Linked DNA regions of Homo sapiens: region 2 is linked to region 1. A link is a contact called in ENCODE Hi-C or POLR2A ChIA-PET data. All regions are on one chromosome and are shown on one strand. The core of a region is the stretch at or near the end of the contact, and the rest is flanking DNA. Distances in the headings are between cores, read along the strand shown.

Region 1 (3,876 bases), core at 806-3,305:
TTTAGTAGAGACGAAGTTTCTCCATGTTGGTCAGGCTGGTCTTGAACTCCCGACCTCAGGTGATCCCCTCGCCTCGGCCTCCCAAAGTGCTGGGATTACAGGCGTGAGCCACCGCACCTGGCTCCATAAGAGATATTTTTATGTCTAGTTATTAAACACACCTGGATTGATAAATAGTGTTCGGTTTGTTTGGGCGTGGGGTGGGGAGGGGGATTGCTTGAACCCAGGAGGCAGAGGTTGCAGTGAGCCGAGGTCAGGAAATCAAGACCATCCTGGCTAACATGGTGAAACCCCGTCTCTACTAAAAATACAAAAAATTAGCTGGGTGTGGTGGCACGCGCCTGTAATCCCAGCTACTTGGGAGGCTGAGATAGGAGAATCGCTTGAACCCGAGCGATACTCCCTCTCAAAAAAAAATTTTTTTATTTTTATATGGAGACACATCCTCTCTATGTTGCTCAGGCTGGCCTGGAACTCCTGGTCTCAAGCGATCGTCTCATTTTATGCAAGTTGCAAATCACCAGCAGCTTGACATCAACCAAGACACTTTGTTTTAGAGACAGAGTCTTGCTCTGTCACCCAGGCTGGAGTGCACTGGTGCGATCATATCTCACTGCAGTCTTTACCTCCTGGGCTCAAAGGATCCTCCCACCTCAGCCTCCCAAGTAAGTGGTGTATCCTGAGTTGGTTCCTTCCAGTGGGTTCATCCTCTCGCTGACTTCAAGAATGCAGCCTCCGACCTTCACTGTGTTACAGCTCTTAAAGATGGCACGGACCCAAAGAGTGAGTAGCAGCAAGATTTATTGTGAAGAGCGAAAGAACAAACCTTCCACAGCATGGCAGAGCACTCCAGCCGGTTGCCTCCGCTGACTGGGGTGGGAGCTTTTAGTCTCTTATTTGTCCCCTCCCATGTCCGTTTCTGTCGTATCAGAACGCCCTTTTTTCCATCCTCCCTGCGATTGGCTGCTTTTAGAATCCTGCTGATTGGTCCATTTTACAGAGCGCTGATTGGTGCATTTTACAAACCTCTTGCTAGCTACAGAGCGCTGATTGGTGCATTTTTACAAACCTCTTGTAAGACAGAAAAGTTGTCCAAGTCCCCACTGGACCCAGGAAGTCCAACTAGCTTCACCTCTCACTGGGACTACAGGTGTGCACCACCACACCCAGCTAATTTTTTATTTTTTGTAGACATTGGGGTCTCCAATTCTTGGCTTCAAGCGATCTTCCCCCCTCAGCCTCCCAAAATGCTGGGATTACAGGCATACGCCACTGAGCCAGGCCAGGACACATCTTTGAGCCTCAATTTCCTCATCTTTTTTGTTTGTTTGTTAGGATCAAAGTCGTTAACATCTGATGTACATGGAAGCACTTAGTTTTAAAAAAAAAACAAAACTTTTTCCAACTGGGCGCAGCGGCTCACGCCTGTAATCCAGCACTTTGGGAGGCCGGGGCAGGCGGATCACGAGGTCAGGAGTTCCAGACCAGCCTGACCAACATGGTGAAACCCCATCTCTACTAAAATACAGAAAGTAGCCGGGCATGGTGGCGCGCGCCTGTAGTCCAAGCTACTCAGGAGGCTAAGACAGCCTGGCGACAGAGCGAGAGTCCGCCTGAAAAAAGAAAAAAAAACAACTTTGTCCAACCTGGGCAATATAATGAAACCCCATCCCCACAGAAAAATTAATAAACCGGGCGTGGTCGCGCGCACCTGTAGTCCTAGATACTTGGGAGGCTGAAGCTGGAGAATTGCTTGAACCCGGGAGACAGAAGTTGCAGTGAGCCGAAATCGCGCCACTGCAGTCCAGCCTGGGCGACAGAGCCAGACCCTGTCTATTTAATCCTGAAGGTTCCCGCCCTTGCCGGAGCTCGGCCACCGGCTCGGACGCCCGTATTTCCTCGGGATGCGGGAAACCGTCAAGACCCTCTGCGTCGGGCGGGGCTAGGACGATAAACCAGCGAGATGCACCTCACCCCATCAGGCGCCTAGAGAGGCCCCGGAAATGCAGGGAAAGGTGCCGCAAGGCCTCGATGACGCGCTTCCGGCACGGGATGTTTTCGGTTGTTTGACCGAGAGAGTTGTAGGCGCAAAGCTGAGGAAAGGAGAGTGTGGAGAGGGGCCTGGTGTGGTGGGGCCCGGTGTTTGGGACCGGAGGGTGTTGACGGCTGATGAGTTCCTTGGGTTTGCTCTTTCTTCACCTGAAAAGAAGACTCCAGGAAGGGCAGCACATGCCGGAGAAAGATGAATTCCAGCTTGACCGCCCAGAGGCGCGGCAGTGACGCCGAGTTGGGACCCTGGGTGATGGCTGCGAGGTCCAAGGACGCGGCGCCGTCCCAACGCGACGGACTTTTGCCCGTGAAAGTGGAGGAAGACTCACCCGGAAGTTGGGAGCCCAACTATCCCGCGGCTTCGCCGGACCCCGAAACTTCTCGACTGCACTTTAGGCAGCTGCGTTACCAGGAGGTGGCTGGACCGGAAGAGGCGCTGAGCCGGCTCCGAGAACTCTGTCGTCGGTGGCTGAGACCCGAGCTGCTCTCCAAGGAGCAGATCCTGGAGCTGCTGGTGCTGGAGCAGTTCCTCACCATCCTGCCCGAGGAGCTTCAAGCCTGGGTGCGAGAGCACTGCCCAGAGAGCGGGGAGGAGGCGGTGGCCGTGGTGCGGGCTCTGCAGCGAGCGCTCGATGGAACCTCATCCCAGGTGAGAAGCGAAAGGCCTGTTCTGGAGGTGGGAGTGTGGAAAATAGGCGTTTAGGGGTGCTCTGCGTTTCGGAACTTACTTCCTTATTACATTTCGTGTGAACATTGGGGTGTGTATGGACTTCCTTTCTGTAGGCCACAGTGACAGATCCATCCAGGAAATGACTTGTTATAGACCTCAGCATAAAGCGAACACGGATTACTGGTTTTCTTTCTTTTTCTTTTCTTTTTTTTTTTTTTCTTGTTGTTCTTGCTGTTGTTTGAGATGGAGTTTCACTCTTGTTGCCCAGGCTGGAGTGCAATGGCGCGATCTCGGCTCGCTGCAACCTCTGACTCCCGGGTTCAAGCGATTCTCCTGCCTCAGTCTCCCGAGTAGCTGGGATTACAGGCGCCCGCCACCACGCCCGGCTAATTTTTGTATTTTTAGTAGAGACGGGGTTTCACTGTGTTGGCCAGGCTGGTCTCGAACTCCTGACCTCAGGTGATCCGCCCGCCTCGGCCTCCCAAAATGCTGGGATTACAGGCGTGAGCCACCGCGCCCGGCCTTGTTTACTTTTAATCTGTATCATATTTCCATTCCCATACATCACAGTGATATAAGTTAAAGAAATATTTTGCTCCTACCTACCTCCAAAATTAGTGTAAATAGTCCACAGAAAGGCTTTTCAGGATTACAAGAGAATGTCAGCCTCTATCTCTGATCTCTCCAAACTCCCTTGTCGGTACAAGACTCAAGAAGAGTGTTAGTGCTGTACAGGGACAGCAGGTACTGAATGGGGCTCTTGTGTTGTTCCAGGGGATGGTGACTTTCGAGGACACGGCTGTGTCTCTAACCTGGGAGGAGTGGGAGCGCCTGGACCCAGCACGGAGGGACTTCTGCAGAGAGAGTGCGCAGAAGGATTCCGGGAGCACAGTTCCGCCGAGTGAGTGCTGTTGCTCTGCTGGTTTATTGCGGTGTGTGGTTTGTGAAGGGCTGGTTCACTACCATCCCTGAGCCACTATGCCATTCCCAGACTTGGGCTGAGAGCCTTCAGGTGCCTTCTGTAACGCAAGCAGGAGCCTCTGTACTGCTAGGTGCTAGATTCAGCTTTTTACTTTGGTTCATTTTTAATGTTTTATACATACAGAAAACTATATAAAAAAAAGATAATGACCATCCCCTGTGTCTACCACCCAAGT
Region 2 (3,876 bases), core at 549-3,048, 930 kb before region 1:
GGGGCAGCGATGGGACCCCGGCTGGCAGTCAGCGAGGCTGGGAAGCAGCTCCTCTTTCGAACGGTGGTGGTCCCTTCCTCACCCTCTGCCCCCGGGTCCCCTTCCAAAGTCTGGGGTGGGAGACGCAGCTCCTCGGAAAGGTAGTGTCGGATGTTTTGGCGGGCAGAATGGATGAGCCGGGAATCGATATCCAGGCCCACCATGCGGGACGGGCCCCACTTGCAGGCAATGCTCAGGGTCAGATGGCCCACATTGCAGCCCAGATCTAGGACGTCCCGGCCCCGAAACCACTCAGGCTTCAACACCCGAAGGCGCCCATCCTCACAGGAAGGATTGCGGTACCCATAGTATTTGCAATAATTCCCATACTGGAACTTGCGCTGTTGCTTTTTGAAGCCTGCTGCAGGCAGTGGGTGGTGGTGGTGGTGGCGGCCTCCCCAACTCCCTCGGCCCTTTTCCTTGGAACCCTGGCCTCCACCCCTAGCCCCTGCCTCCGACTTGCTGGAAGTCCTGCGACGTTTGCGATGTCGGGAGGAGGAAGATGGGGGTGCAGAGATAACTGAGGCAGCTGGAGGGGCTGATAGGGAGCCTGAGGGACCCTGCAGAGCAGATGGAAGGGGAGACACCACTTCATCCCTGCAGTTGATGGCTGTGTTGAGTTCATAGGGTTGGGGGGCATCCCGGTTCTGGCCCCTGTGCCGCGGCTGCTGTGAGGCGCCCTCCCCGTGGAGTAAGGGGGTGAGAGGGGCTGTGGGCGGCACGGGGTGACTCTCACTCCCTCCGGCTGCCTGCTGCTGCTGGTGGTGCTGTCCCCGGTGTCTATGCCGCTTCCGACCAGTCTTGAGTGGCGAAGCAAGAACTACATGGCCCTCATCAGTGCAAGTATTGAGACTGAGCGGGTCAGTAATATCTTTGGGGATGAGGATCTCCACCGGATCTCGCCCTTTGGCCGGAAGGGGGGATGACTTAGGGGTCTCCGCGTTGAGAGTGCGGCTCACTTCCTCATCCAGGAGGCTATTCAGGTTCAGGGGATCAAAGATATTGCCCCCCAGGAGGAAGTTGGAGGGTAACACAGAGTCACAGTCCGAATTCACCCGCCTGCGCCTCTTGAAGGCCGGATGTTTGAAGCCTCCCCCGCCTCCCCCTACATTACAGCTATTTCTCCTCTTGCCCCCGCCCCCCCCAGGTGGCCGGTGGGGCTGATAGCCATTGCGGGGTCGAGGAGGAGCAGGGGGACCCAGCTCTGTCCCGCCCCCTCCCCGGCGCTCCTCCCCCACGTCCGGGGGAGCGGCTCGCCCCGGGGGATCCGACAGGCGGGCCTCCCCATGCGACTGCGCCTGGGGGCCGCCCCCTCGGTGCTGCTGCGCCTGGGGACCACTGGAGGAGGTGGCCGCGGCCCCGGGGCTTTCCCGACCGACCGCAGCGGCTGGGGACCCCGCAGATGGCGCGCAACGACCCGGACCACGCTCCGTCCCGCCGCGGAGCTCCCCAGAGGCGGCCTCTTGGTGCGGTGGCACCGTGGGGCCGCCCCCTCCGCCCGACTCATCTTTGAGCGGCGGCGGCGGGGCCGGCACCAGAAACGGCTCCTTCTCCGCCGCCATCTCGATCATTTCCTCCCCTTATTCCGTGCCAGTCGGGGTAACGAGGGGGATCAGGGGGCCTAACCCCCCCTGCCTGGACCCTGCTCCCTTCCCCCCTTTCCCGAGTGCGCGCGCAGCTCTGCTCTTCACGCCTAGTCTCGCGCCCAAGCGCCTCCCCGCCAAGTGCGCCCTACTAGCCCGCGAGACCAAAACAAGAGGCCCGCGAGACCCGAACTACTCGAGGACTCAACCGCGCGTGCGCCGACCCCTTTCTCCTCCGCCACTACCACCCGGCCGCGAGCGCGCACGGTGAGCGCGCGTTCCCTTCGCCCGGGAACCACGCATGCGCACTCCGCCACCACCCTGGTTGCGCGCGCATCAGACTACGAACCAACTTAACGGCTCTGGGAGTTTAAATATAACCCCCCCACAGCCCCCGCAAAAGCCCACCACCCCAAACTGACACCCTACTTCCCTGCGCAGCTATGTCCGGCCCTACTGATCTCCTTTGTCTCTGCCGCGCGATCCCACCCACCGTAGGCGGGGGACGGGAGCTGGTGTGAAAAGGTCTCCTTGACACCCGACCCTTGTTCCTGAGGAATGAGTCTCAGCGGTCTCCGCCCGGCTCTAAATCCAACAACCTCCCCACCCCGCCTCCTTCCTCCCCCCTAGTGGGCAGCGCCTGCGCACACCCTTTTGGGCTTGCGCGGGTAGAGGCAGCACGTGCTGAAACTGGCGCCCCGCCCCCCGTCTTAGGGGTTGGGCCTGTGACGTCGCTTCCTTAAGTTTGGTAAACGCAGCGTGCGTCAGCGCGATCCGGAGGGGCGGGGCTTCCTGACGAAGGGCGGGGCTCATGAATTATTCATGAGCTGTTGGTAGCAAACCTCCCCCCCTCTGCCCACCTTCTTAGAAGCGCTTCCGAGGGAGCGGAGGGGAGACCCTACAAAGCCAAGGAAGGGCGGGAGTGGAACTGGGCTCAGTAAAACGCGATAGGTCATTATAACTCACCCCCCTTGAAAATATTCTCTGCTGAATTGGGGAAAAATAAAAAGCACTAAAACAGCCGATGTTGTCCAACTTCCTCTTCCCCCGAAACGGCTGAGTCGTTCTCTGGCTCCTCTACCTTCCCCCAATCGCAATCACCTGGAGACGCCACACCACGCCTTCCTCTCCGCCTCAACACCCACGACCCGAACCCCAACGCATCCGCCCACTCCCGACGCCCGCTCACTGGCCCGTCAGTTCGCGGGCCTCTCAACACCCACCGCGGCGCCACGCCGACTTATATACCAGCGAGTGTGGGCGGGGACGGGGGTTCGGTCCGCGCTGGGCCCCCCCAGCTTCTGCCAATGAGGAAGAAGCGAGTCTACGCCGTTTTCCCGGGGAGATGCGCCGCCCGGTCTCCCTGCCAGCGGAGTGCTGGGCCGAGGACAGGGCGGCAGGGGTGACAGTGGGGTCCAGGAGAGTCTCAAAATCCTAAGGTGAGGGCGTGAAGGAGACCAGCAGGAAGAGGAGGAATTAGAGAACGGAAAGAGGGAGGAAAAGGCAGTCTGAAACAGAAAAGTTAGTAGATGTGCTTCAGGAACAATCAGGCGCCGCGGCCGCCGCCTAAAAATATGTGACACCAAAGAGGATTCTGGGATTTGTAGTTTTCCCGGGACGTTCGGGTGGAAGATGGCGGATTTACCTCAGCTGCGGAAACGCAGACGCTGTTTCCAGTTGCGCATGCGCCTCGGCCCCGCGAGCGCACCGCCCTCGGGTGGAGCTAGTGCTCAGGGCGTCCTCGTGCCTTTTCTTGGTGGCGGGAAACCTGGGTTGAGGTGTGAGGGGCTTGCGGAGTCGCTGCGGCAGCTGGTTCCGCCCATCGCCTTTAGGTCCTCCTTGCTCCTGAAGGTAGCCAGCTAGTTTCTGGTTGTAGGTGAAGGTGCTAGGCGCTGCCAGTCCTGGCACCCGTTGCCTGAGGAGAAACTTTCTCAGGGCGACAACCAGCCCTTCGCCCTTTTTCCTCAGAATCTGTCGCCCCCAAGAAACAGACAAAAAAAAAATAGCCCAGTCTCCTGGCGGGCACCAACGATATGAGTGAGAATAAGGATCACGGGGCCTCGGCAGGAGTGGGGGTGGAGGGGAGATTCCCTCATGGTGGGAGGAAGGAAGGGAGGGGACGGGGAAGAGAGAGGGGGACGTGTGGCTCAGGGACACCGACTTGAACCGCTATCCCTGAGAGAGAATAAGGGGTGAGGGAAGAGAGGAAAAATGGGAGCGCCCCACAAATGGGAAGAACTTCTCTGCAAAACTT

The links. A loop is a pair of places that touch in the nucleus more often than their neighbours do. ChIA-PET counts read pairs that join two places held with the same protein, here RNA polymerase II (POLR2A). Pooled maps may share reads with other maps.
Region 2: a pooled map shows a loop between it and region 1 (10-fold over the local background). The contact joins the promoter of MEPCE here to the promoter of ZNF394 in region 1. A Hi-C loop is called at or near these places in 3 of 168 maps with a recorded cell type or tissue (CD4-positive, alpha-beta memory T cell, CD8-positive, alpha-beta T cell and naive thymus-derived CD4-positive, alpha-beta T cell), 3 of 37 single-sample maps with no recorded cell type and 14 of 50 pooled maps. POLR2A ChIA-PET finds 5 or more read pairs at or near these places in 4 of 52 experiments (CD4-positive, alpha-beta T cell, CD4-positive, alpha-beta memory T cell, WTC11 and 1 more).

Annotation. Positions count from the first base shown.
Region 1 is chr7:99,498,460-99,502,335 of GRCh38, reverse strand. ZNF394 (zinc finger protein 394) reads left to right here and starts at 2,055. Exons shown (of 3, transcript NM_032164.4): 1 at 2,055-2,698; 2 at 3,494-3,620. The coding sequence starts at 2,243. RefSeq lists enhancers at 2,445-2,724, 2,947-3,615.
Region 2 is chr7:100,427,753-100,431,628 of GRCh38, reverse strand. MEPCE (methylphosphate capping enzyme) reads right to left here and starts at 1,798. Exons shown (of 4, transcript NM_019606.6): 1 at 1-1,798. The coding sequence starts at 1,610. It overlaps ZCWPW1 (zinc finger CW-type and PWWP domain containing 1), which reads left to right and starts at 2,926. Exons shown (of 18, transcript NM_001386010.1): 1 at 2,926-3,061. RefSeq lists enhancers at 899-978, 1,849-1,988, 3,009-3,238 and silencers at 1,109-1,578, 3,399-3,448.